Regions from separate parts of the Homo sapiens genome. Here region 2 is linked to region 1. A link is an interaction called in ENCODE POLR2A ChIA-PET data of the cell type or tissue named here. Cell type or tissue: PC-3. All regions are shown on one strand. Each heading gives the region's core, and the rest is flanking DNA. Links, peaks and the distances in the headings are about the cores only. Region 1 overlaps NGEF (neuronal guanine nucleotide exchange factor). Region 2 overlaps NGEF (neuronal guanine nucleotide exchange factor).

Region 1 (8,330 bases), core at 320-8,319:
CACCGCCCTTAATCCATTTAACCCTGAGTGGACACAGCACATGTTTCAGAGAGCACTGGGTTGGGGGTAAGGTCATAGATCAACAGGATCCCAAGGCAGAAGAATTTTTCTTAGTACAGAACAAAATGAAAAGTCTCCCATGTCTACTACTTTCTACACAGACACCGCAACCATCCGATTTCTCAATCTTTTCCCCACCTTGCCCCCTTTTCTATTCCACAAAACCGCCATTGTCATCATGGCCCGTTCTCAATGAGCTGTTGGGTACACCTCCCAGATGGGGTGGTGGCCGGGCAGAGGGGCTCCTCACTTCCCAGTAGGGGTGGCCGGGCAGAGGGGCTCCTCACTTCCCAGTAGGGGTGGCCGGAGGGAGGTGCCCCTCACCTCCCGGACGGGGCGGCTGACCGGGCGGGGGGCTGACCCCCCCACCTCCCTCCCACACGGGGTGGTGGCCGGGCAGAGGGGCTCCTCACTTCCCAGTAGGGGTGGCCGGAGGGAGGTGCCCCTCACCTCCCAGACGGGGTGGCTGACCGGGCGGGGGGCTGACCCCCCCACCTCCCTCCCGGACGGGGCGGCTGGCCGGGCGGGGGGCTGACCCCCCCCACCTCCCTCCCACACGGGGTGGTGGCCGGGCAGAGGGGCTCCTCACTTCCCAGTAGGGGCTGCCGGGCAGAGGCGCCCCTCACCTCCCGGATGGGGCGGCTGGCCGGGCGGGGGGCTGACCCCCCCCCACCTCCTTCCCGGACGGGGCGGCTGGCCAGGCGGGGGGCTGACCCCCCCACCTCCCTCCCGGACGGGGCGGGTGGCCGGGCGGGGGGCTGAGACCCCCACCTCCCTCCCAGACGGGACGGCTGACCAGGCGGGGGGCTGACCCCCTCACCTCCCTCCCGGACGGGGCGGCTGGCCGGGCGGGGGGCTGACCCCCCCACCTCCCTCCCGGACGGGGCGGCTGGCCGGGCAGAGGGGCTCCTCACTTCCCAGTAGGGGCGGCCAGGCAGAGGTGCCCCTCACCTCCCGGACGGGGCGGCTGGCCGGGCGGGGGGCTGACCCCCCCACCTCCCTCCCGGACGGGGCGGCTGCCGGACGGAGACGCTCCTCACTTCCCAGACGGGGTGGCAGCCGGGCGGAGGGGCTCCTCACTTCTCAGACGGGGCGGCTGCCAGGCGGAGGGTCTCCTCACATCCCAGACAGGGCGGTGGGGCAGAGGCGCTCCCCACATCTCAGACGATGGGCGGCCGGGCGGAGATGCTCTTCACTTCCTAGATGGGATGGCGGCCGGGAAGAGGCGCTCCTCACTTCCCAGGTGGGATGGCGGCCGGGCAGAGACGCTCCTCACTTTCCAGACTGGGCAGCCAGGCAGAGGGGCTCCTCACGTCCCAGACGATGGGCGGCCAGGCAGAGACGCTCCTCACTTCCCAGACGGGGTGGCGGACCGGCAGAGGCTGCAATCTCCGCACTTTGGGGGGCCAAGACAGGCGGCTGGGAGGTGGAGGTTGTAGCGAGCCGAGATCACGCCACTGCACTCCAGCCTGGGCACCATTGAGCACTGAGTTAACGAGACTCCGTCTGCAATCCTGGCACCTCGGGAGGCCGAGGCTGGCGGATCACTCGCGGTTAGGAGCTGGAGACCAGCCCGGCCAACACAGCGAAACCCCGTTTCCACCAAAAAAATACGAAAACCAGTCAGGCGTGGCGGCGCGCGCCTGCAATCGCAGGCACTCGGCAGGCTGAGGCAGGACAATCAGGCAGGGAGGTTGCAGTGAGCCGAGATGGCAGCAGGACAGTCCAGCTTTGGCTCGGCATGAGAGGGAGACCGTGGAAAGGGGAGAGGAGAGGTGAGAGGTGAGAGGAGAGAGAGGGGAGAGGGGAGAGGGGAGAGGAGAGAGGAGAGAGCTGTTTTCCTCCTTTTAAAGTAAAAATTATCTAGCTGAAATGGGAAAGAGTTCCTGCATAGGACTTTCTCAGCTTATTAATAGTTTGTTGTTTTTGTTTGTTTTTTTATTTAGAGACAAGGTCTCACTCTGTGGCCCAGGCGGGAGTGCAGTGGTGCGATCACAGCTCACTGAAGCCTTGAACTCCTGGGCTCAAGCTGTCCTGCCTCAGCCTCTCAAGTAGCTGCAACTACAGGTGTGCACCACCACTCCAGGCTAATCTTTAAAAATTTTTTGAAGAGATGGGGTCTTGCTGTTTCGCCTGGGCTATTCTCCAACTCCTGGGCTCAAGCAATCCTCCTGCCTCAGCCTCCCAAAGTGCTGGGATTATAGGTGTGAGCCACCATGCTAGGCCTCAGTTTTTGTTTTTTAATTTGTCCTGAAGCACTTGGTCCCACCCTTCTGGGATAGTGTTTTAGTTACTGTTTGAGAACCCAACAATTGGAGGAAATAATTAGGCATAGATTCAAATTAAAAGGTTGGGAAGGGGCTGGGTGTGGTGGCTCACGCCTGTACTCCCAGCACTTTGGGAGACCAAAGCAGGTGGATCACCTGAGGTCAGGAGTTCGAGACCAGCCTGGCCAACATGCTGAAACCTTGTCTCTACTAAAAATACAAAAATTAGCCTGCCATGGTGGCACATGCCTGTAGTTCCAGCTACTCGGGAGGCTGAGGCAGGAGAATCACTTGAACCCAGGAGGCAGAGCTAGAGAAAGATGGACTTGCCACGGTCCCTGGTCTTGGTGGGCTGGGCGTGGAGCTGGAATGATGTGAGGCTCTCCAGGGGAGCAGGGACACACACTCATATATGCACAGCCTGCCCAGGCTGTGGGGTGTGGCTCGGTCCCCCCATGCCCAGACAGGACTAATGGCTTTGTCCTGCTGGGGAGCGAGAAGCAAGGGGCCCTGTGGTCACCTGATGCAGCCTAACCACAGGGCGGCGAATTGTCTTTTCTTTCGGTAGATGCTGGGTCTTGCTGTGTTGCCTGGACTGTAATTTTTACAGCTGTAAGTTGCGATGCAGCTCAGTCTGCATCTGTACAGCCTCTGACATACAGAGTTGTATTTTTGTTGTTTTCCAGCCTGTTTCACAACTTAAGCGTGTTTACTTTCCCCACTCCCAAAAGAAAATTGTGCATTTTAGAAAGAAATTACTTAGGATTTTAATATGATGGACCTCTATCCAAAAAATTACATTGTGATCATTCTTTAATTTACCAACTGTTACTGAATTATATATTTTTCTGTTTAGATTAAACCCTCAACAATTCAGCAGATGAGTCCTACAGTGGGAGACGGCAGGGAGTTTTTCTTGATGCTTTGAGGTGGACGTGGCCATTACCTAAAACGTCAGCTAGGCGTTAGAAAGCAAATACCAATACCTGTTTTAACAAAGTAGCAAAGTAGGCAGGTAGCATTTTTTTAAATTTATCTTTTGGTTAAAAAATGTATGCACCTGACAGGAAGTTCAAAAGGTGCAAAAGGACTCTCAGTGAAAGTCTTTCTCCCACTCCTGTCCTGGGCCACCCAGTTCCCTCGTCAGACACATATTCAGGTGTGTGTGTGTGTGTGTGTGTGTGCCCTCATGTCACACAAATGTAAACTAGTATTAAAATACTGACCATATCTTTCCATCTCCATCCAAATAGAGCACCCTCATTTTTGCAGTTTTCTGGGCTCCACTGTTTAGATGTTCCATAATGTATTTAACCTGTCCCTGTTGATGGATATTTGCAGTTGGAAATACCGGGTACTGAGAGTGTTCATTGCAGCATTATTTATACTCATGGAAGATTGAACATCTACACAGTGGAATGCTAAGGGAATTGCTAAGTGGGATTGTTGGGTGAAAGGTTAAATGTTCTTTAAATTTTGAGAGGGTATCGCCTAATTGCCTTCACACACTAGCCACATATGAGTGTGCTGGTCCCCTGCCACTAATGTGGTGCCTTACCCAGCTATTTTCTCTTTACCCAGTGTGCTAGATTAAACATTTTTTGTTTTGTTTTGTTTTTGTTTTGTTTTAAGACAGTCTCACTCTGTCACTTATGCTGGAGTGCAGTGGCGCGATCTCAGCTCACTGCAACCTCCACCTCCCAGGTTCAAGTGATTCTTCCACCTGAGCCTCCCAAGTAGCTGGGATTACAGACACCGGCCACCATGCCTGGCTAATCTTTTGTATTTTTAGTAGAGACGGGGTTTCACCATGTTGGCCATCGAACTCCTGGCCTCAGGTGATCCACCCGCCTGGGCCTCCCAAAGTATTGGGATTACAGGTGTGAGCCACCGCACCCGGCCTCGTTGTGGTTTTAACATAACATTTCTCTTGCCATGAGGCAGGCTGAACATGTTCTCAAGCATGTGTCTTTTTAAATTTACACACACTTATTTTAGCATGTAAACATTTTTGCGAATGATTTTATTAACAGGTCATCTTGAGAAAACGTAGTAATTGGCATTTGTGATGTGTGTGAGTGCCGAGGCTTGGGTTTGGGCCCCCAGCGCCTGCATCCCATGGCTGCGTTGAATATGTGACTCCCCTCGTCCCTTAGCAACCCAAGGGGTTAGCTGTCACTCCCCCATCAGACAGCCAAGCCCCCACTCCCCACGCTGCTCACGGGACCTGCTCAGTCCGGCCTCGAATTCACTAAAGACTGCGCTGCAGCGGGCTGGGCTCGGGCTCTGGCTCTGGAGTCCGACTTCATCATCATTGTCTGCAGAAGGAGGATAGCCTTTGAGGGGTTTCTTCTTAACTGGAAGCCTTTTAAAGTCACTTCCGTGCATCCTGATGCCTGCAGTGTAAATGACTGCACCAGCAGCAGGCACCGAGGCAACTTTGTGACCTTGCTGTTGAGTCATCCTGGGGAACAGAGGATGTGAATCACCCCAGGGCGGCTGCAGCAAGAGGACTCTGTGGGGCAGGAGCAGAGAGTGGAGAGCTTGGGAGCGCCCTGCGCCCCTGGCTCTGGCTCTGGCCCCAGCTGCTAGAGGAGAGAGAGGAGTGGGCCATGGTGATCCCCGTACCACACACACCCCAGCCACTGCCCTGCCGAGGACAGACTGAGGCCGGGTCTTCAGCGGCCCAGGTGGCCCTGATAGCTCCCAGCAGCATACTGGAGACACGGAGCCTGGATGGTAGGGCCTGTGCTGAGGTGTCACGGCGACGTCCCCACAGCCTCTAAGGGAGTCCCGGAAGGACGCCTTAGACCCTTGGCATTCTGCCTGGCCTTCTCTTCATCCCCTCCCTCCCTCCAGGCAAAAGCCAGTGAACTAAGTTGGGCTCCAGGCCAGTGCCCTGATGCCCAGGACTGGGGGTGACCTGTGTGGGGAGGGCCTGGCACACGGGTGGATGGGAAGGGACCTCGCAGAACCCTTGTGGGGAAGGGGCTACGTTTTGTTTCCTGGCCGTGAGGAAGGTGGAGGGCAGCCAGTGAGCCCGCCCTTCAGTCCACGGTCTGCTGGCCTTTGGCTCCGACCCCCGCAGATGTCACCCTGGTGACGCAGCTGCAACAACGCATCGAAGGTCACAGCATCAGAGACAGCAGTGATTTGTTAACACAGGGGTCGGGAGAAGCCAAAAAAACAACCCAAATCAGGCTGGAATGCACGGCCCAGAGGTCCACGGCGAACCCTGGATCATAAGGAGACCGTGTAGGTAAAGAGCGGGGAGGAGAAATCGCGCAGCCTCGAGCTTTGCTGAGGGTGGGGAACGCAGGGTTGATCCGAGTGCGGAGGCAGGAGTGGGACTCCGAGGACAGACACTGTAGTCCCGGCCGGCCAGGCAGCATGGCCCATGTTTGACCGTGAACTGCAGGACAAGCTGAACTGCCTTAAGTAACAGGGAATTGGGGCCCGCGGGCTGCGTAAAAGCCCGTCGCTCTTTGGGTGTTAGAGCTGGTAAAGCTTCCGCCTTTCTCCATCAGGAGCAGGTTGGCTTCCTGCAGACTTTTCTTGGTGTCCTGGTTCCTCTTTTGTGACCTCTTGCTGATGGGTCTCTTTTGTTTTTCAAATGTGTGACTTGAACAGGGTGGTGTAGGCGGCCCTAACTCCGGGACCTGGCTGATCTGAGGCCGCCGGACGTCACCACCCCAGAGCAGCCCCGTGGCCCGCGCTGCCTGAGAGGGGGCCTGCTCACCTGGCTTCAGGTCCTGGTCCTGGCCCCACGGGCAGCGTGGCTCCCAGTGCCTCTGTGGGTGATTGTGTGAGAGCATGTGTGTGTGTGAGTGAATGTGTGCATGAGTGTGAGAGCGTGTGTGTGTGAGTGAATGTGAGTGAACGTGTATATGAGTGACTGAGAGCGTGTGTGTGAATGTGAGTGAACGTGTATATGAGTGACTGAGAGCGTGTGTGTGTGAGTGAATGTGAGTGAACGTGTATATGAGTGACTGTGAGAGCGTGTGTGTATGTGAGTGAACGTGTATATGAGTGACTGTGAGAGCGTGTGTGTGAGTGAATGTGAGTGAACGTGTATATGAGTGACTGTGAGAGCATGTGTCTAAGTGAATGTGAGTGAACGTGTATATGAGTGACTGTGAGAGCGTGTGTGTGAGTGAATGTGAGTGAACGTGTATATGAGTGACTGTGAGAGCATGTAAGTGAATGTGAGTGAACGTGTATATGAGTGACTGTGAGAGCGTGTGTGTGTAAGTGAATGTGAGTGAACGTGTATGAGTGACTGTGAGAGCGTGTGTGAGTGAATGTGAGTGAACGTGTATATGAGTGACTGAGAGCGTGTGTGTGTGAATGTGAGTGAACGTGTATATGAGTGACTGAGAGCGTGTGTGTGTGAATGTGAGTGAACGTGTATATGAGTGACTGTGAGAGCGTGTGTGTGAATGTGAGTGAACGTGTATATGAGTGACTGTGAGCGTGTGTGTGTGAGAATGTGAGTGAACGTGTATATGAGTGACTGAGAGCATGTGTCTAAGTGAATGTGAGTGAACGTGTATATGAGTGACTGTGAGAGCGTGTGTGTGTGAGTGAATGTGAGTGAACGTGTATATGAGTGACTGTGAGAGCGTGTGTGAGTGAATGAGTGAATGTGTATATGAGTGACTGTGAGAGCATGTGTGTAAGTGAATGTGAGTGAACGTGTATATGAGTGACTGTGAGAGCATGTGTGTGAATGTGAGTGAACGTGTATATGAGTGACTGTGAGAGCGTGTGTGTGTGAGTGAATGTGAGTGAACGTGTATATGAGTGACTGAGAGCGTGTGTGTGAGTGAATGTGAGTGAACGTGTATATGAGTGACTGTGAGAGCACGTGTGTAAGTGAATGTGAGTGAACGTGTATATGAGTGACTGAGAGCGTGTGTGAGTGAATGTGTGTATGAGTGACTGTGAGAGCATGTGTGAGTGAATGTGAGTGAACGTGTATATGAGTGACTGTGAGAGCATGTGTGTGTGAGTGAATGTGAGTGAACGTGTATATGAGTGACTGTGAGAGCATGTGTGTAAGTGAATGTGAGTGAACATGTATATGAGTGACTGTGAGAGCATGTGTGTGAAAACCAAAGGAGACCCCTGACCCATCAGCAAGAGATCACAAAAGAGGAGCCTGAAGAAAGCCCAGGCTGGACCGGAGTTGAATCTTCACAAGGAATCCAGGCCAGGAATGGGCTTAGGAAAGCCAGGAAGTGTGACGTGAATACTGGCAGATAGCAACAGAGCTGAGAGCGCCATTCCCAGACCAAGCAGAGATTCAGACAGCCGGGTCCAGGCTACATGCGCATTCCCTGAGGAGGAGCTTCTGTAGTGACACGTACGTTCACACGCCCCCCTCATATGCACACATTCACACACACAGTCACATACTCTCATTCACACACATTCACACTCACCTTCATACACATTCACCCACTGTCACACACTCTCATACTCTTTCACACACATGCACACATTCACACCCACCTTCATACATACTCATTTACACATTCACACACAATGCATTTACACACACATCCACACATCCACACCCACCCTCATATTCACTCACACATGTTAACACACATACACCCATTCACACTCACATTCACACACACACATGCATTCACACACACATTCACTTACATGCTCTCACAGCCACACCCATATACACATTCACCCACAATTTCCCACACATGCACTCTCATTCCTTAATGCTCACACCCTGACTCGCGTATGTCTATGCACACATACACTCATTCCCACTCGCCCTCACAGGCTCACACTTCCTTCCACTACCCTGGGACGAAAGTGCCATGGGAAGCCAGTCTTGCTGTGTTCACAGCCGAGTGCCCAGTGCCTAGACCAGTGCCTGGTGCTCAGCAGATGCTCAGTGAGCATTTGTGGAACGAAGGAACGAACGAGTGAATGAATGAAGAGCGAGCAGAGCCTGGATCCCTCGTCAGCTCTATGCTG
Region 2 (8,330 bases), core at 89-8,088, 54 kb before region 1:
TTTTCAAGATGTGGGATGGTGCTGATGTGGGACATGGGATGTTCTTGGTAGTCAGTGCCCATCCTCACAGAGTTCATCCAAGGCTGCTTTGCAAGTCCTCTTTGGTATACCAACCAGCAGTGAGTCATGGTGAGCTGGGCAGCACGGCAGGAGGAAAGCACAATCATTGCAGAAAGGTGTTCTGTAAAGAGGGGCACAGGAAGCCAACTTACATATGTCAAGCACCTTTACACTCACTGTCTCATTAAATTCTCTGGCCATTATCCCCACATGTTGTTTTTTGAGATGGAGCTTTGCTCTTGTTGTCCAGGCTGGAGTGCAGTGGCGCGATCTTGGCTCACTGCAACCTCTGCCTCCCAGGTTCAAGTGATTCTCCTGCTTCAGCCTCCTAAGTAGCAGGAATTACAGGCATGCACCACCACGTCTGGCTAATTTTGTAATTTTAGTAGAGATGGGGTTTCACCATGTTGGCCAGGCTGGTCTCAAACTTCTGACCTCAGGTGATCCACCCGCCTCAGCCTCCCAAAGTGCTGGGATTACAGGCATGAGCCACCGCTCCAGGCCTAGACTCAATACAGTTTGGTGCCTAGCCTTAAGGCTGCACAGCTACCTAGTGAGACAGCCAGACAGTGAACCCAGGGCCTCTGACTCCACACCCATGACCTCCCCTTTCCAGGCTGCCTGTGAGGTATGGCCAGGGTAATCACGGCTATGAGAAGGAGGGTGTTCCTGTGAATCTGCCCACAGGAGGCAAAGTCCAAAGCCCCCAGTACGTCACTGACTCAGTCCCTTGGGGTCCTCTCAAGTTCAGGTATTGTGTTGGGACTTTATTCCTACAGGCACAAGGTCATGAATCAGGGTTCTAGTCCCAGAAATCATTTCATATCACAAAAGTGCCACATTGCTAAATATATGTATAAGAAAAAAACCTTAATATGTGCTTTTATAAGTTGATATTTAGCATACAAAATTAAGCTACATCTAAAATATGTGGGGCCATTTTTCTGGATAAACTAAGAAAGCATCAGCCTTGTTAAAACATTAGCCCACTGGCCTTCCTCTGTTCCTGGCAATGGCCAGAGGGAATTGCAAAAGTGCATCGCTCCAAGAATGCTCAGCCTGCATTAAACGTGGGAGTCACCTCCAAGGCCAACACTCAGCAGGGACAGCCTGGGACAGCCACACTAAGTGTTAACAGCTCTGCTGTAGCTGGTTGGTGCCATACCTGGTTGTTAAACATTGTGACTATCATCCATGGATCCACCTAAAAAATGGCCATTGTTACCCAGGGCGGTGGCTCACGCCTGTAATCCCAGCACTTTGGGAGGCCGAGGCGGGCAGATTACCTGAGGTTGGGAGTTCAAGACCAGCCTGACCAACATGGAGAAACCCCTTCTCTACTAAAAATACAAAATTAGCCAGGCATGGTGGCGCGTGCCTGTAATCCCAGCTACTCGGGAGACTGAGGCAGGAGAATCACTTGAACCCAGGAGACAGAGGTTGTGGTGAGCCAAGATTGCGCCATTGCACTCCAGCCAGGGCAAAAAGAGTGAAGCTCTGTCTTAAAAAAAAAAAAAAAAAGGTCATTGCTGTGGAATCGCCCATTGCCACCAATGGCTCATGTACAGCATGGCGAGTCTTCAAGTGCTGATGCTGGGCAATGTCCCATTTCCACACTGTTCCTTGTATGTATTTCTATGAAAATGTACAAGTTGCATGTTCAGTAAGCCTGGGGCAGCTTGTCAGGTGTTTATTGAAGCTAGCTTGGGTTGTTCTGTGAGAGTGTCTAAACACAGGGACAAGCACTGGGTAAAACAGGAACTGAAGAAACGTGGCCCGACTCTAATCAAGCCTGCAGCTCTAACCAGGAATTTACAGGAAACACCGGGGAGAGAGGAACAGGTTAAACAACACCATGCAGGCACAGTCATAAAATCCAAACAGGATAAATGCCCCAATTTCTCAAGGGGAAAACTGCAAAGAGAAAAACAAGAAAGAAAGGAAGCAATTAAAAGAGACTGAAGAAATATCAATGGATTGCATTATACAGACTCTATCTGAATCTCTTTTAAAACACACTGTGGGGAGGGGGTGTTTGAGCCAATATTTGATCATGTTAAGAGATTATTGATAATCTCTTTAGGCATGCTAATGGTATTGTAGTTATTTTTAACCTATATTTAACCTCAATATCTTTTAGAAATACAGTCTGAAATATTTTGGATGAAGTGATATGACGTCTGGGATTTGCTTCAAAATAATCCAGGCCTGGGGAGGAGTGGGTGGGAGTGGAGAAGAAAGACTGGCCGTGAGATGAGAACTCTTGAAGCTGGGTGATGAATATTGGGGGAATTAATTATACTTTTCTGTCTATTTCAGTATATGTTTGAAATTTTCCATAATGAAAACTTTAATTTTTAATATGTTTATTTTTTTAAAGCTTGTTTTTTAAAATACAAAAAGACAGGAGCTTGAGTATAGAGACCCTTCAGTCTTGCCCACCCAGTTCCAGTCTCCTTTTCCGGGAGGTTGGCAGAATCATCAGCTCTTACCATTGACCATGGTGGCCCAGGTAGCATTAAGCTCCTCAAACATAGGACCATGCCAAGTTTTGTTGCTTCCTGAGCAATTGGCACAGTGCAACACACCAGAAGGCCTCAATACTTGCAAATGATTGATGAATGAGTAAATGCATGCATGCCGACTCCCGGGCAGAAGCTGAGATCTAGGAGCTCAACCACTGACCTCTTGAAGATACACCTGTGCAGACTGGTCCAGAAGTATCCTGGGACTGTGCAGACCAAGGCTCTTGCAAAGAGGTCACAATGTCACCAGGATAGATGAACACTCCGTGCAGCTCTAGCAGAAGTACAGTATCTCTACCTCAGAGGGGTTTTCCTGCCCGGCTGCCTTTTGGTGATAACCCATTTCTCCACCTCCCCTAGTAATATAGGAGACCAAGTACCCTCAGCAATAAAAATACAAATGGAGCATCATAAATTAGTTTCCTCTCTGGCATCCCTCGCTTGGGTGCTAGCTGAGGTCCCATCACTGGCCTCCTAGTTCTGCAAAACAAAGGACACTAGAGCATCGGAAGGATCTCAGGCTACTTGGACACGGTGACTGAAGAGAGGTTTGAATTTTCTATCTGTGAAACCGTTTCTATTTTTACACTGTCTCAGAACAAATATAACTGTGACTTATGTTTCACAGTTTATGCAGCTAATTTCATATACTTTTGACAGCTCTATCTTATTTTCAGCAGTTCTAAATGTTTTTCCCCTTTGAGAAGTTGAAGGGGCATATCCCACACCTCTCCATGGAGAGATGACTGGGCTGCAGGGCAGGTGGTTCTAGGTGTGACACTGGAGGAGGACACAGTCCCAGCTCTCCCTCCCCTCCTGGGCAGAGGCCCACACCCAGAGGTGACCAGACAGGTGCAGAAACTTGCATGTGACTCAGATCTTATGGGATCACATGGACTGTCTCTGGGACTTATGACTACTTTCACATTTAACATTAATATTAGTAATAACTGAGCTGGGCATGGTTGCTGACACCTGTAATCCCAGCACTTTGGGAGACCGAGGCGGGCAGATCACCTGAGGTCAGGAGTTCAAGACCACCCTGGCTAACATGGCAAAACTCTGTCTCTACTAAAAATACAAAAATTAGCCTGGTGTGGTGGCGGGTGCCTGTAATCCCAGCTACTTGGGAGGCTGAGGCAGGAGAATTGTTTGAACCTGGGAGGCAGAGGTTGCAGTGAGTCCAGATTGCGCCACTGCACCCCAGCCTGGGAGACAGAGTGAGACTCCATCTCAAAATAATAATAATTATTAGTAGTAGTAATAATAATAATAACAGCAACAACAGGCTCTGGGGGCCTGAGCTTGAACTGTGGATTTTCTCTACCTGTAATTACATCTTTAGTTTTTAAACTCTTGACATCTTCTCCCTTGTTAAATTGCCCATTTAGATTTATTTTGCCTTATTTTGGTTATTCTAGCTTATCGTACTTATTCTTTTAATTTTCAATCTTCCTTACTTTGCCCTTTTACCTTCCTTCTTATTTTCTATTTTAATCACCTTTTAAATGTTCTCCCTTTGTGTTTTAGCTTTATCATAATTACCACTATTAAAATTCAGCACTTCTGGCTTTAATTCTTAATGCCAAATCTTTTTTCCCCCTTTAATTCTCTTTTTATCTTCCTATTTAAATTCCTAAGCTTCTGGGGCAGGGTTGGTCTTGGATTTACTGTTTTATTTCCTATTTCTTTTTAGCCATTGTCCTTCTTATGCGCTTTTATTTTGTTTACTTGACTGTTTATAACTGTAACTTTTCAGTAACCTAATTTTTTTTTTTTTTTTTTTTTTTTTTTAGATGGAGTCTTGCTCTGTCGCCCAGACTGGAGTGCAGTGGCACAATCTCAGCATCTCAGCTCACTGCAACCTCCACCTCCTGGGTTTGAGCGATTGAGCAATTCTCCTGCCTCAGCCTCCCAAGTAGCTGGGATTACAGGCACCTGCCATCATCCCCAGCTACTTTTCGTATTTTTAGTAGAGACGGAGTTTCGCCATGTTGGCCAGGCTGGTCTCGAACTCCTGACCTCAGGTATCCGCCCACCTCGGCCTCCCAAAGTGCTGGGATTACAGGTGTGAGCCACTGTGCCCAGCCTAATTCTGGTTCTTAAACTCCTATTTTATTGGTTCTATCAATACTTTATGGATAATATTAGTTAACTGTTTCTTCTGTTAGTCACAATCTTATATTGCAGCCAAATCTTTTTCTAATTCTTTTGAATTCTTAATGTAAGATGTTTACCTTATGGGCTGGCTCTGGGGAGGTGGTGAAAGCAGGGACTGATGGACCCATAAGCTTGTTTCTCTCAAATTCTCTCAAAACCCCACCTGTTCTGACCTTAGCAGGGCCCAGCCAGGTCCCTTCAGGGACAACCACTCAGAGTGGTTGAGCCCTGGATCCTCTTTATAGCAGCATGTGGCCTCGGGTAAATAAATCTTTGCTCTCCTCAAGCCTCAATTACCTCATATTTACAAGGAAAGGAGCGGCGTCTGAAACCAGCAAACACAGTAGACAGGGTCCAGCACATACAAGCACATGCTAAACTGCAGTCACGTTTGGGGGAGATTGAGGAAGGATATGTACAATACAGTTTCATTTCTGCAAAATTCAAAAACACGCCAAACTAACAAGGTAGCCAGCCCAAGATGCAAACCCTTCATCTAATATTAGAAAACACCAGAGAAGTCCCAATTGAGAAACATTCTGCAAAATATATTGGTCTGAAATCTTCACGAGTGTCAGAGTCACAAAACCAAGCAAAGGTCCTGCTTGGTGGCTCACGCCTATAATCCCAGCACTGTGGGAGGCCGAGGCGAGTGGATCACTTGAGGTCAGGAGTTCAGGACCAGCCTGGCCAACATGGTGAAACCCCGTCTCTACTACAAGTACAAAAATTAGCCAGATGTGGTGGCACATGCCTGTAATCCCAGCTACTCGGGAGGCTGAGGCACAAGAATTGCTTGAACTCAGAAGGTGGAGGCTGCGGTGAGATCGCACCACTGCACTCCAGCCTGGGCAACAGAGCGAGATTCTGTCTCAAAAACAAACCAACCAGCCAACAAACAAAAACAAGCAAAGACTGAAGAACTGCTCCCAGTTTAAGGACAGCAAAGAGCTGATCAGCAGGCTGCCATGATGATCCTAGACTGGGTCTTTTTACTCTAAAGGACATCATAGCAGACAATAGCAAAAAGCTGAATGGAGTCTGAGGGTCATTGGTGATACTATTTCAAAGCTGACTTCCTGGTTTTGATGGTTGTGTTTGGGTTATATAGGAGCTAGTCTTGGTCTAGAAAATACACACTGAAGTATTTGGGGATGATGGGATGTCAGGTCGGCAGCTGACCCTCCAACGGCTCAGGAAAAGTTTCTAAAAAGTTATTTGTACTGTACTTTACTTGCAATTTTCAGTATTCTTTTAAAATGTAAAAAACAATTAATATCTTGAAGGAAAAAAGACTGCAAGCTCTGGAGGGAGACTCCCAGACTTGACCTTAGGCAGGTTATTTCGGCTTTCTCTGCCTCAGTGTCCTCATCTTAAGTTGGGGAGAGTTAGAATATGAATAGGCGTATTACGAAGAAAAAGTAAGCTGTTATCCGTAAAGTGCTGAGAACAGTGATCGGCCCCCAACGTGCGTGACCTGTTACTATGTCTCGATGGTTGGAAAGTGTCCTCACCACAGGCCCTTTGCACCTGCTGTTCCCCCACCCACACTGGTGCCTGGATAGTTTCTATTCATCCTTCAGTTCTCATTTAGCTTCTTCTGCAAAGCCTTCCTCAACCTGCCACCCTTCCTTCATGCTTCCTGCCTCAGATGGCATTAGGAGCTCCTCTCTTTTTTTTTTTTTTCTTTTGAGACGGAGTCTCGCTCTATCACCCAGGCTGGAGTGCAGTGGCGTGATCTCGGCTCACTGCAAGCTCTGCCTCCCAGGTTCACTCCATTGTCCTGCCTCAGCCTCCCGAGTAGCTGGGACTACAGGCACCTGCCACCACGCCTGGCTAATTTTTTGTATTTTTAGTAGAGACGGCGTTTCACCGTGTTAGCCAGGATGGTCTCGATCTCCTGATTTCACGATCCGCCTGCCTCAGCCTCCCAAAATGCTGGGATTACAGGTGTGAGCCACTGCGCCCGGCTGGAACTCCTCTCTTAAGCTCCCACAGCATCCTACAATATCTCATCACCTAGATTAAAATGTCATTTTCTGGCAACTTATCCATCTTTTCTATTAGACAATAACTCCAGGGCTGGGCTGGTATCTTATTCACTGTCATATCCCCAGGCCTAAGACAGTTAATGAATGAATGAAAGCCTGGATACCCACCTCCCCTGTCAGAGAGAATAGAATAAAGCACCCTCCTTTAAGTCAAGGGTGTGATTCCAGGGCCCAGCTTGAGAGGGCTCCATTCACAGGGTCATCTATGTAAAAGATACCCCCGTAGTTGGACAGTGCACACCCTGAACTGCCTGACACTGCAGCCCTGACTCTCAACACAGCTCCCTCGGTAGACATTCGGCTCTGTTATCCTCACGCCAATAGGAAGAAAGGATTTTTTTATAGTTAGTGGCTCTAAAACAAAAATTGTTATTTTTGGCAAATGCTTCACCCCTGCAAACTTGAGGTGTCATTCATTTATGAGTTCATTCATTTAACAAATACTTATCAATCACCTCCACTGTCCTGAGTGCCGGTTTCTATCAGAAAATGTCTTATCTGGTGGCTCAAGGAGACATTTAGCCACCGCTTCCCCGGCAGCTTCCCAGGAAGCTCCAGTGCACCAAAGCTGGTGTTCCAGGGGCCTATTCCTGGACCTTAGTTTTGTGGCCCCTCTGCGTTCCTCCTGGAAAACGCTCCCGGGCCCCAGTCACCTCAGTTATGCTCCATAGAAGAAACCGCATACATCCTGGAGCACCAGAACTGCTTTTCTGGGAGAAGACCCCGGCTCTGGGCAGATCTCCCCCTAGGCAGGCAGCCAGGATACAGAAGATTTTGATCCCATTTCCTAATTTTCATAAAGGAATGTATATCAGTGTCATCAACAATGTATGTTAAACTTTTTCTTTTTTTTTTAAAAAAAAAAAGAATGTAAGTCAACTATCTTCTGGCTTTTTTTTTTATTTTTTGAGCATGTTGGTTGTGTAGGAGTAGCTGTCTCATTTATTAAAACTGAACAATATCAACAGGCAGACACACTGGTCACTTTTCTCTCTCTCTCTTTCTTTCTTTCTTTCTCTCTTTCCCTTTTTTTCTTTCTTTTTCTTTTTTTTTTTTTTTTTTTGACACAGAGTCTCGCTCTGTAACCCAGGCTGAAGTGCAGTTGTGTGATCTCAGTTCCTTGCAACTTCTGCCTCCTGGGTTTCAGCGATTCTCCTGCTTCAGTCTCCCCACTAGCTAGGATTACAGGCACGCGCCACCACACCTGGCTAATTTTTGTATTTTTAGTAGAGACAGGGTTTCACCATCTTGGTCAGGCTGGTCTCGAACATCTGACCTCGTGATCTGCCCACCTTGGCCTCCCAAAGTGCTGGGATTACAGGCGTGAGCCACTGCGCCTGGCCCCAATCACTTTGCTTTTTTGTTGTTTTTTTTTTTTTTTTTTTTTTTTTTTTGAGGGCTGTCTCACTCTTGTCTGCACTCTTGTTGGAGTGCAGTTGTGCGATCTCGGCTCACTGCAACCTCTGCCTCCGGGTTCAAGTGATTCTCCTGCCTCAGCCTCTGGAGTAGCTGGGATTACAGGTGACTGCCACCA

Evidence for each region. Peaks named below come from ENCODE experiments on the same cell type or tissue, not always from the same donor. Only the 100,000 strongest peaks of a DNase experiment are listed, where the experiment ranks them.
Region 2: POLR2A ChIA-PET joins it to region 1 with 12 read pairs; 5 of 35 experiments call an interaction of 5 or more read pairs at or near these places.

Annotation. Positions count from the first base shown.
Region 1 is chr2:232,898,618-232,906,947 of GRCh38, reverse strand. All of the region lies in intron 5 of NGEF (neuronal guanine nucleotide exchange factor), which reads left to right. Among named protein-coding and RNA genes, the nearest start is that of SNORC, 33 kb to the right of the region's middle. RefSeq lists enhancers at 956-1,600, 1,601-2,246, 4,209-5,408, 5,290-5,913, 5,914-6,539. In PC-3, for the core only: no CTCF peak of the experiment used is centred there; DNase peaks (open chromatin) are centred at 4,787 and 5,127; H3K4me3 peaks cover 1,037 bases; H3K27ac peaks cover 2,085 bases.
Region 2 is chr2:232,952,831-232,961,160 of GRCh38, reverse strand. The region is part of intron 3 of NGEF (neuronal guanine nucleotide exchange factor); the gene reads left to right. Among named protein-coding and RNA genes, the nearest start is that of NGEF, 56 kb to the left of the region's middle. RefSeq lists enhancers at 1,830-1,879, 2,919-3,008. In PC-3, for the core only: no CTCF peak of the experiment used is centred there; a DNase peak (open chromatin) is centred at 130.